Linked DNA regions of Homo sapiens: regions 1, 2 and 4 are each linked to region 3. Evidence: chromatin contacts called from ENCODE Hi-C or POLR2A ChIA-PET data. All regions are on one chromosome and are shown on one strand. Each heading gives the region's core, a stretch centred on a gene start or an enhancer-like site at or near the end of the contact. The rest is flanking DNA. Distances are from core to core; before and after follow the strand shown. Region 1 overlaps NUDCD3 (NudC domain containing 3). Region 2 holds the start of PURB (purine rich element binding protein B). Region 3 holds the start of UBE2D4 (ubiquitin conjugating enzyme E2 D4). Region 4 holds the start of PPIA (peptidylprolyl isomerase A).

Evidence for each region. Hi-C counts contacts between places; a loop is a spot of excess contacts on that map. ChIA-PET counts read pairs that join two places held with the same protein, here RNA polymerase II (POLR2A). Pooled maps may share reads with other maps.
Region 1: a loop to region 3 is called in a map with no recorded cell type, with 11 times the contacts of the local background. The contact joins the enhancer-like site here to the promoter of UBE2D4 in region 3. A Hi-C loop is called at or near these places in 1 of 37 single-sample maps with no recorded cell type and 5 of 50 pooled maps. POLR2A ChIA-PET finds 5 or more read pairs at or near these places in 1 of 52 experiments (naive thymus-derived CD8-positive, alpha-beta T cell).
Region 2: a loop to region 3 is called in a map of B cell, with 18 times the contacts of the local background. The contact joins the promoter of PURB here to the promoter of UBE2D4 in region 3. A Hi-C loop is called at or near these places in 1 of 168 maps with a recorded cell type or tissue (B cell) and 7 of 50 pooled maps.
Region 4: a loop to region 3 is called in a map of B cell, with 11 times the contacts of the local background. The contact joins the promoter of PPIA here to the promoter of UBE2D4 in region 3. A Hi-C loop is called at or near these places in 3 of 168 maps with a recorded cell type or tissue (B cell, CD8-positive, alpha-beta T cell and naive thymus-derived CD4-positive, alpha-beta T cell) and 8 of 50 pooled maps. POLR2A ChIA-PET finds 5 or more read pairs at or near these places in 1 of 52 experiments (activated CD4-positive, alpha-beta T cell).

What each region holds. Positions count from the first base shown.
Region 1 is chr7:44,460,177-44,462,876 of GRCh38, forward strand. All of the region lies in intron 2 of NUDCD3 (NudC domain containing 3), which reads right to left. Among named protein-coding and RNA genes, the nearest start is that of NUDCD3, 29 kb to the right of the region's middle. Within about 2 kb of position 1,320, at least 2 of the 41 ENCODE cell types and tissues checked have a DNase peak (open chromatin) inside an H3K27ac peak, as active enhancers do.
Region 2 is chr7:44,884,272-44,886,971 of GRCh38, forward strand. PURB (purine rich element binding protein B) reads right to left here and starts at 1,259. Exons shown (of 1, transcript NM_033224.5): 1 at 1-1,259. The coding sequence starts at 1,077. The coding sequence ends at 139. RefSeq lists enhancers at 331-1,290, 1,439-1,688 and silencers at 749-798, 1,089-1,448.
Region 3 is chr7:43,924,987-43,927,686 of GRCh38, forward strand. It overlaps UBE2D4 (ubiquitin conjugating enzyme E2 D4), which reads left to right and starts at 1,450. Exons shown (of 7, transcript NM_015983.4): 1 at 1,450-1,570. The coding sequence starts at 1,547. It also overlaps a transcript of URGCP not described here. RefSeq lists a silencer at 1,344-1,883.
Region 4 is chr7:44,795,314-44,798,013 of GRCh38, forward strand. PPIA (peptidylprolyl isomerase A) reads left to right here and starts at 1,368. Exons shown (of 5, transcript NM_021130.5): 1 at 1,368-1,480. The coding sequence starts at 1,412. It overlaps LOC105375259 (a long non-coding RNA gene), which reads right to left and starts at 1,217. Exons shown (of 2, transcript XR_007060300.1): 1 at 755-1,217; 2 at 1-111. RefSeq lists silencers at 909-1,108, 1,199-1,468, 1,489-1,838.

The DNA of each region.
Region 1 (2,700 bases), core at 70-2,569, 540 kb after region 3:
TAAGAAAATGTGAGGATTTGTAAAACTACAGAAGGATAATATCCAGACTCCCATCAATGAGTAAGTGGAGTTAATGAGTTAACAAAGTAGGAAATAACAACAGTAAATCACTGTGTAGAAAATGTAATCTTTCTATAAATAAAGAAATGCAAAGTAAACTATAAGCTATCATCATAACTGTTTAACTAAAATTTTAAAACATATTTCTTACCTGGTATGACTAAGTACGGCCTGCCCTAGGAAGGAAAGCATATAAGGCCATTATGAACATGCTCTACTGCATTAGCAGGAAGTGGGCAGCTACCACAAGACTCCAAATAGTATGCCAGACTCTACCACGTGCCCTTTTTAAAAACCCACCAGCATATATAATACTTACCAACACCAAAACTAGACTAACCAAGAAAAAAAAAATTTACCACTGACTACATCTGGGGTTTTAAGCCACCTGAGGTTCTAAACCTATTTATGTCACTATTTCCCCCTCAAAAAAATAAACAGCTATCTCAAAAACGTAATATGAAGATATGAATGAAATTAAGATGAAAAGGATAGGATGCTTTAATTTGGGGGGAAAGAAAGAGAAAACAAAAGTTTAAACCCTGGATCCAGTACTAACTCTAACCTATACTAAATTTCACAAATACTATAAAACATTACTCCAAATGAATTAACTCTACACTAGTCAACACTTGGCAAAAACGCTTTTTTGCAAAATCTGCATTAAAGGATTTTAGTTTTCCTCCATTGGAAAATCTTTCATTATTTTTAAAAATGTATTTGAACGGTGTGATAATTCTTTTCTCCTACCACATATCCTAGGTAGTCCTAGACAACAGGCCTAAAAACCCGACGGGTTCAACTCTGCTTATCTCAAAACGCTCCTTCAAGACTATACCCCTCCCAAGGGGATTCTCTGGACACAACTCAAATGCTTTCTTCTATCTCCTTGCCTTCCAGGAATCCCTTCCTCCCTTCTCCTGGCTTCTTCGGCCCTGCACCCATGAAGGCCAGCACAGGCATCACCTTCTCCAGGAAGTATTTCTGACATTCCAGAAAATGGGTCTGGACCCTTCCTCTGCATTCATCACATGGGATTGCAACAGTTTGTCCAAGCTCCCCCTAAACTGTGAGCCCCTTGAGCATCTCCCACTCTATATGTCTGACTGCTAGAACAGAGCCTGAAACATCATAGAAGGTATGCCACATATACATGGGATGGGAGGATAGAAGGGCAAGCTGCATATGAAGAGAAGTCTTCTCTTAAAATCAGTGTGATCTGCAACAGGAAAAGGCTGTCTCCCTGTGGGGGGAGGCACACTCATAAAGACTAAATCATTTCCTGCCTGTTAGGGATGCTATGGGAAGGACAGAAAAGCTACCATGATTGAGTCAGCCGCAGACACATGGTACAATCTGACCTATACCATTGAAAGTGAAGGAGCCTTTGAAGAAGCACCAAAGAGAGAGAGAAAGGAGTCTTTCACCAGCCATGTGACATGCAGAATGGCCACACCTCAGCCATAATGGTTGAAAGGGGGAGGAAACAAAGAAACAGAAAGTTTGGGATCCGGGCCCTAACCCAGACTGTGTGAAAGCTCATTTTCTCAAATGCCAGAAATGCTTCCTAGAGAAGGTGGTGCCTGTGCTGGCCTTCATGGGTGCAGGGCCACAGAAGCCAAGGAGAAGGGAGGAAGGGGTCCTGGAAGGCAAGGAGGTGGACCGTGTAAAAGCTGTCCACAGTTGGGATGGACACAGTTGGGATGGGACAGTGTTCAAGTGCCTGGCTCCGTGGTAAATAAAATCAGGGCTCACATGATTCAGGTGCATAGGCAGGTGGTCCCTGAACCCAGGTAGTCTCCCCAAGAGATGTTCTGAGGCAGTCCACAAATATAGCACATGCAAAGCATATTATCAAACTCAGAGGACTTCCACTGCTCTGAGATAGGAATTATCAGGGACATGTACACACACACTCTCTCTCTCTCTCTCATATATACACACATACAGAAAGAGAAAAAGAAATGCGTATTACCTCTCTATCTTTAAGAATATTTAAGGTAACTTTAGTCAAGGAGCTGGGTACATTTTGCTTACAAACAACATTTCATGAATTGCTATGAAATTTTATAGAAGCCTAATTTCCAGGGCTCGAGTTACAGTTACTGAACAAATGTAACCATAATGTGTGCCACTAGCATCTCAACCACATAATTACCCAGAAAAAATTAACAGATACATAACTTATACTCTAAAATCCCCTAATGACCACATGTTCAGAAAATGTTCCTAAATAGGAAAACACTGACCAATATTATTAGCTTAACTTTTCAGGGAATAAAGACATCATAAAGCAGATTATTCCAACTTTTCAAATATGAATGAAAACAGAAAACTCCTACTTGATCAGCAGCTCTCAAAGGGAGGGTAGGCCCTGCCTCCTGGGAGTTTGGGAGTGTGTGGGCAGCGTTAGGTGTCCTTGGGGCAGTCAATGGGCACTGTCCCCTGCCCTGCATTACCTTCACACATCCCATTAGACATGCAGGTAGACAGAAGCTGTTTAACATTCTTCTGAGCCTGTAACCTAACTCAATTTTAGATAAAAACCCAAATAATTTTTTGCATGCTTTTATTATATCATGAATTTTCCAGGAATACAACATGTCTGATTCTGGCCTTTACTAAAATGTAATTGCCTTT
Region 2 (2,700 bases), core at 9-2,508, 960 kb after region 3:
CTGTGTTACGTTTTGTTTTTTCCCTCTGCGGCCTCCCTTGCTCCCTCTCCACTAGCTCACTGGGGATGAGCAGGAAAGGGAATTCTCTAGCCAAGGGGATGGTGGTTGGGTGGAGGCCTGTAGGGGAAGCTGCCCGTTTCAATCCTCATCCACCTCCTCACCCTCTGACTCTTCGCCGCCGCCGCTGCCCCCACCACGTCGCTCATAAAGCTTATCCCTCTGTCGTTCCTGGATTTCTTTCATCTCATCCGCATACCGGCAAAAGGCGCCTCCGAACTTGCCCCAGGCTTTGAAGGGTACGGTGATGGCATTGCGGTAGGACGGCTTCACCTCGCTCACTCGCAGAAACACCCCGTATTTGTTGCAGCCCACATCGAAGAAGAAGCGCTTGGAGTCCACGGTGATGGAGGTGCCCTCCGGGAGCTCTCCATACAGGCCGCCCCCTGGGCCCCCGGCGCCGCCTCCCGGGCCGCCTGCCAGCTCGTCGTCCTCGCCTCCGTAGTCGTCTATGAGCTTCGCCAGCGCGTCGCGGAACTCGATGAGGCCCTGCGCAGGCAGCGCGATGGTCTGGCCGCTCTGCAAGCCGCCCGGCCCGGGGCCCGCGCCGAAGCCGCCACCGCCGCGGTTGACCGTTTGGCGGATGCGCAGGAAGCGGCCGCGCTGGTTCTCCTTGAGGTCCAGGTAGTACTTGCGGTTCTCACGCACCAAGAATTCGCTCTTGAGCGCGCGCCGCGGCCCGCCGCCCTCCTCGGCGCCAGCCGCCAGCTGCTCGGGGCTGCTAGGGCCCAGCTGCGCGTAGTGTTCTATGAAGTCGCCCAGCGAGTCGCGGAACTCGGCGGCCACCGCCATGGACAGCGTGAGGCGGCTCTTGGAACCGCCCGCGCCCACCTCGGCGATCTTGAGGAAGCGGCCCTTGGCGTTCTGCTTCACATCTAAGTAGAAGCGCTTGTTCTGGATGTCCAGCCGCTTCGAGGCCAGCTCCTGCGTCTCTTGCTCGCCGCCGCCGCGGGACGCGGGCTGGAACCCGCACGGCCCACCGCCGCCGCCGCGCTCGCTGCCGCTGTCGCCGTCCGCCATCTTCTAGGCCGCCGCCTCGCCGCCACCGCCCGCCGCGCTCGCGCCCCCGCCCTCCGGCTCGCGCTCCGGGGCCCCCCAGCCTCGCCCGCCCGGCTCGCTCACGCGCTCCCGCCGCTCATCGCCGGCCGCCGCCGCCCCCCCATCGCCTCCGCGCCCCGCCCCCGCGACTTCCGTGCAGCCCTAGCCACTTCCGGCGCGCGATTTCCCGTGAAGTCACTCCGTCCCGCCCTCCGCGGCCTCGCGGCCGGAAGCGCCGCGGCGGCGTGGCGCAGAGGGGTGACGTCAGGGGCCGCGCCGGGCGGGCGGCAAGCTGAGAGTAGGCTAGTGTTACTGCTCGGTTTCTAGCCCTGGGGACTTGCCAGCCTTAGCGTGACTCAGCCGCCCGCTGCGTCTGTCTACGCGCCTCTTCCCGTGACACTTTTACTTTAGACTCCGGTGTCGTCCACTTCCCTCCTTCTCGCTTCCGGGGCGTTAGCTGAGCATACTCAGGCCCCAGCCTGCTCGCGCTGGTTGTGTGCTGGGAACAGAGTTCCAGTCTATACACTGGCGACCGGGGGGAGGGAGATCCTTTGGAGCACTCGGAAGCGGGTTCTGACCAGCCTGTGGGGTTCCCTAGAGGAGGCATGAGCTGACTCTGAAGGGCAAACTGCAGTTGGCCTGGCAACTCTGGAGAAGAGCCACCCAGCATAGGAGACGGCAGTGCAGAGGCACCCAGGGCCTGATGCTGGGAGCTCAGAGCAGCTGGGGGTGTGTATGCCTGAAGAATGGTCGTAGATGACACTGGAGGGTGGATTAGATCAAGGAAAGCCATTTGCAGTGCGGGAGAGTTAGTGCCTACCCCAGAGTCTGGAGCCACCGTATGTGATCAGGTTCACATTTTGGAAAGATCACTGTGGGAACAATATAGAAAGAAGATGATTTAGGATGAGGTTAGATTTGGGATCCAGAGATCAGTTAACTGTCCCCACAGTTAGCCATATTAAAGTGGTTAAGGAAATTGACTGCCAATCTTTAGTTTCTTTATCAATAAAATGAATAATTCCTATGAGGTCTTTTTGTTGTAAGCATTGAGGTGTAACAAGAGGCAGAATTGGAATAGTGTTAAAAAGTGTAGGCTCTGCAACTGCACTGGGTTTGAATCTGTGACCTTGACCAGTTACTTGATTTTCCAAAGCCAAAATGTCCTCATCCTTAAATTTTTTTTTTTTTTTTTTTGAGTCTTGCTCTGTCACCCAGGCTGGAGTGCAGTGGCGTGATTTTAGCTCATTACACCCTCCACCTCCCGGGTTCAAGCAATTCTCCTACCTCAGCCTCCTGAGTAGCTGGGATTACAGGCAACCGCCACCACACCCGGCTAATTTTTGTATTTTTAGTAGAGATGGGGTTCCACAATGTTGGCCAGGCTGGTCTTGAACTCCTGACCTCAGGTGATCTGCCCGCCTCAGCCTCCCAAAGTGCTGGGATTACAGATGTGAGCCACCACACCCAGCCTAAATGTAGTTATTCATAGATAGTGAATCCAACAATGGACTTGTAAAGAACACAAATAATAGATAACCCAATATAAAAGGTGAAAGATTTTAACAGACACTTCGTCAAAAAAGCCAGTAAGCACATGAAACA
Region 3 (2,700 bases), core at 200-2,699:
GGACTAAGGGATCCACCCACCTCAACCTCCCAAAGTGCTGGGATTACAGGCATGAGTAACTGTGCCCGGCCGAGGATCCTGGATTTTGAAGGCCCCTGGATGACAGTGAATGTGATGCTGTAGGCCACGGGGCTTCCTTGAAGAGTTCTGGGTAAGGATGCAGTGTGGTAAGCTTTATATTTCAGACAGTTCATGAAGTTGTGTGGAGGACAGATTGGGGGAATGGGAGCGTGAAAGCCAGGGACAAAGCTGGGCAACTATTGAAATGTCTATAATACATTTTATATGCTGACTGAGTACAAACATAGAGGTGACCATGTGTCTTGGCTGGCTGGAGACAATTCTAGATTACAGCGTTGGTCCCAGAGTAATTATATTAACAGCCACTTTCATGCTCAAACATGTCTCAGTCTGAAGATTAAATATCATCTACATACACACACCAACAAAACTTCCACAATTCTTACCTTTACTATGTGAAATGCACTGATATTTTATTCTGTTTTTTTATTTTTATTTTTTATTATTTTTGAGACAGAGTCTCGCTCTGTCACCCAGGCTGGAGTGCAACAGTGTGATCTCAGCTCACTGCAACCTCTGCCTCCTGGGTTCAAGTGATTCTCGTGCCTCAGCCTCTCAAGTAGCTGGGATTACAGGCATACGTCACTACGCCCAGCTAATTTCTGTATTTTTAGTAGAGACGGAGTTTCAGCATGTTGGCCAGGCTGGTCTCGAACTCCTGACCTCAAGTGATCCGCCTGCCTCGGCCTCCCAAAGTGCTGGGATTATAGGCGTGAGCCACCTCGTCTGGCTTTTTTTTTTTTTTTTTCAAAAAAATGTTGGTTGCAACCTATTAAATTGATTTCGTGACACACTAGTTCATAACCCTCAGTTTGAACAACTCTGACCTAGACGCCTGCCAAGTCTTGGGAAAATAGGAAGGAGACAGATAATTAAGTTTGGGAGATGCATAGTCTAAGGCCAGGGTTCTCAATGTTGGCAGTGCAAGATCACGTGAGGTACGACTGAACACGGAGATCTCCAAAACTGCGGAGAGTTTTGCGTGTGAACGTATGCACAGACATCTACATGGAAATGGCTGTAACGCATCCAGCCATAAGGCGTACGAGGGTATATATACTTACAGAGTTAAGAACCACTATTCTCAGGAGTTATATGACAGCCTGGGAAGACGCCCAGGATGTAGGAACAGGGAGCAGGCGAGCGTGTGGCACCTTGAGGGTGCTCCGCGCGTCTCCGTAAAGCCAACGAGCCCCTCCTCTTCGCTGGCCTCTCCGGGGCCTTGCTGACTAGTGGTCGAAGCCACAGGACCAGGTGCGGGTGGCCAGCGTAACCCGGGCAGCCCCGCTGCTTCCCCTCGGCCGCGCCAGGACGCTCGGCACGCGGCGACGACGGCCCCACAGTGCCCCGCGCGCGCAAGCGCAGGCTGCGGCTCCCGGCGTGCAGCTTGGTGGCGGCTGAGCCGGCAGCGGGCCGCCTCAGGCAGCCCCGGCCGGGCCGCCCGGGTCCCCGGCAGCGGGGTAGGATGGCGCTAAAGCGGATCCAGAAGGTACGCACTTTCCCACCCTCCAACTCTTTGGGTGTCCGAAGCGTCGAGGTGTGGGCGGGGCGCCGCTGCCGTGAAGTGAAAGGTGACGGAGGCTCCGCGAGTCGCGGATACACCTGCCTGGGAAGGAGGCAGAACAGCCTCCCGCGCAGCCTGAAAAGCGAACGCAGCCTGAGAAAGGGATTGCGCGAGCGCGGGGCGGGGCCGGGCCGTGGCCACGAGGGCTGCGTCATGCGGGCGGGGCGCCGTGGGGCCACCTGCAGGCTTCTGGACAGCGGGTTCCCCCTGTAGGGTATCCAGAAGGGCTGGGTGGGTATCCAGAAGGGTATCCAGGAAGAAGCTGGGTCCTAAGGGATGAGTAGGAACTCGGCAGGTGGGGAAAAGGGGAAAAGGCTTTCCCTGCAACGGGGAGACTACGAGGCTTGGAGGACTGACAGGGTAGCGGGGAAGCTGAAGGGCAGATGGTGTGGACTTGGGTGGTCCTTAGGAGCAGTGCTGAAGTAACTGGTTTTTATCCTGCAGGTAAGAGGGAGTCCATGAGGGTTTAATGCATTCACTAGAATTTGGAAAACGCACAACAGTAGAAGAAAGAAGTATTTCTAATTCTATCACTTTACTATTTGTTAACATTTTAGCATACCTACCTTCAGTTTTTTTTCTATATTTAAAACAATTATACTGCATTTTGTATTCCACTTATTCACATAATAGTAAATGTAAGCATGTTGTGAAGTAGTATTTATAACTTTTTTTTTTTTTTTTTTTGAGGTCTTGCTCTGTCGCCCAGGCTGGAGTATCGCCCAGGCTGGAGTACAGTGGCACAATCATGGCTCACTGCAGCCTCAACCTTCTAGGTTCAAGTGATCCTCCCTCCTCAGCTTCCTGGGTAGCTGGGACTACATGCCACCATGCCAGCCAATTGTTTATTTTTTGTAGAGACAGTGTCTCGATATGTTGCCCAGGCTGGTCTCATACTCCTGGGCTTAAGCGGTCCTCTTGCCTCTGCCTCCTAAAGTGGCGGGATTACAACGTGAGACACCATGCCCAGTCCTATAACTAATTTTTAACATTAACTTTCCACAAGTACATGACTAGTAACTTATTTAGTCATTACCTGTAGTAGGTAAAAGTAT
Region 4 (2,700 bases), core at 118-2,617, 870 kb after region 3:
TGGGGTTTCACCATGTTGTCCAGGCTGGTCTTGAACTCCTGACCTCAGGTGATCCTCCCGCCTCGGCCTCCCAAAGTGCTGGAATTACAGGCGTGATCCACCGCACCCGGCCTATTTTTTGAGAGAGGGTCACACTCTGTCGTCCCGGCTGGAATGCAGTGATGCGATCACCGCCCACTACAGCCTCGACCTCCGGGCTCAAGCAATCCTCCCCGCCCAGCCTCCTGAGTAGCGAGCGCCTCGACGCCCAGCTAATTTTTATTTTTATTTATTTTTTTGTAGAGACGGCGTCTCTCTAAGATGCCCAGGCTGGTGGCCGGTGTCGAACTCCTAAGATGAAGCGATCCTCCCCGGCCTTGGCCTCCGCGCCTCCTAAAGCGCCAGGTATGAGCCACCGCGCCTGGCCTACAAGTGCATTTTAATTAAAGTATTATTAATGTCTTTGCCTGAAGAAATTCGCTTTTAAATTGTGACTTATCTTTCACCCAAAAATCAAAGCACAATTCAGCCCCGAGGCGGGGGCGGTAGGAGCTGGGCGGGGCGGGGGCAGGGAAAGACCAGGAGCAGAGATTCAAAAAGAGTAAGAGGGCAAAATGTGCATAATGCATCTTCACAGGTAAGAGCCTGGCCAGGCTCCTGTTTTAATGGCTTCCTCCTGAAGAAGATTCAAGCAGAGTGTAAGATATTTTCGGAAAGTAGAGCATTTTGAAAGCATTTCATAATCTCTCAAAACCGGAGACTGCTCCTGTCCCACCTCGTTAGAGAAAACAGCGATGCTCAAAGGCAACCTCCTTCCTGACATTGCCTGGTAGGACGCGACGTGGTGTTTGCCCGCGCGGAATGCGGACGCAAGGCTGCTCCTAGGTCTCGGGGACGCGCCATCCCCATTTCCGCTCGCGGAGGCGTAGGGTCCGGGCGCGGGACCCCAGTCGACCTTGACTGGCGGCGCGACCTTGAGGCCTGCGTTCGCCTCAGTTGCCCCCTCTGTGCAATGGGGAGACGCGCCTCATCGCTTGACAACGGCCGAAGAGCCGCCGCGCTTCCGTCTCCCGCGTGCGCGCGCCATGCTGCCCACCCCCGTTCCGCACTGACCCTCCCCCGTGCCCCGCGTCCCGTACTGCCGCCCCGCCCCGAGTCCCATGCCGCAGCCACCGCGACGGAGCCCGCAGGCGGGAACCTGCCTCCGCGCGTTAGCGCGCACGCGCGCCTCATGTGTCGTCCCCATCAGCGCCGGCTTCCGTCTATAGGCCAGATGCACTGTCACTCTGGCGAAGTCGCAGACCCGATTGGCCGGGACGGAGGCGCGAGACCGGGTTGCGGGCGGGGCCGAACGTGGTATAAAAGGGGCGGGAGGCCAGGCTCGTGCCGTTTTGCAGACGCCACCGCCGAGGAAAACCGTGTACTATTAGCCATGGTCAACCCCACCGTGTTCTTCGACATTGCCGTCGACGGCGAGCCCTTGGGCCGCGTCTCCTTTGAGGTCGGGCGGGCGGCGGCGTGCGGGAATGGGGCCCAGAAAGTGGGCCGGGGTCGGGGTGGGTGGTAGCGCCCCAAAGGCCCGGGCGCGGGGCGACCCTGCTTGAGGGGCGAGCGCGGGCGGGCTGCGGCGCCATTTCCTGACGAGGGGCCATTTTGGGAGGTCCGCGAGTCGCGGGGAGGAGGCCGGGACGGCGGCGGACAAAGGCAGGCGGGGCGGCTGCGAGGCCGTTGGGGGAGGGGGCCCGCGTCCGCCCGCCCGCCTCATGTGGCCGCGCCCTGTCCTGTCCGACGCACGTGCTCGGCGGCCGCGCTCAGGTCCGCGCCTTGAGAGTCGTTGGGCTCCGCCCTAGCTTGGCCTGGGCGCCGCAGACCGGAGCCAGAAGCACGCTCGCGGGGGCTTGCGACCGCCTTCCTGGGAAGCTGTCCCCTGGCAGGCATGGGTGCTTTACATCCTGAGCTGGGAAGCTGTTTGCTTGAGGGTTTTTCTCAAGGATCGAGGCGCGGTGTGAGCCCGTCCATGCTCGGTCCTGTAGATCCCGGGAGGCCATGTTATAAAAGGAGACTTGCTGGGATGTGACGGGTTGCCACTTGAAATATCTTCCATTTGGATAAAGTAGGAATATTTATACATGTGCCCCAAACGTCCCTCCGTGTCCCCCACCCCCAAGCGGAAATGTGAAAATGGGCCTTGCCTTTGCTGGTGCCCAAGGACCGCCTTCCACTGCAGTGACGGCGCTGGCGGGGGAGGCGCTCTTGAGCCCCTCCCGATTGTCCCTCTGCCTAGCAAGCAAGTTGCGACTGGCCACAAGGCAGGCCTCTTCCGACCAAGGTGGATTACCAGTGATTACCTAATTAGTTTTGAGAGCGTTAAATGAGTTCTTAAAGATCAGTTGTAATTATAGCATAGTATCTAAACTTGGCGCGTGTCTTCAAAGTTAAATATTGAGTACGATTCCGTTCCAGTTAACATGGATAGACCTTAGGGAGTAGCGAAATAGGATGTTAGTGGTTTTATTCCTTTAAATCACATCTCAAAAGGCCACCAATGGCTAGTTTGGGATCTTATTCCGAAAATAGATTGATCCTCATGCAGTCTTCGTGAGGACAGAGCGATTTCCTTGTTGCCTACCCTGTCCATAGTGCCTGGCACATAGGCACTGAAACACTGCATGTTAATCCACACCCCACCCCACCTATGAGTGTAGTCAAAGCTGGTAAGTG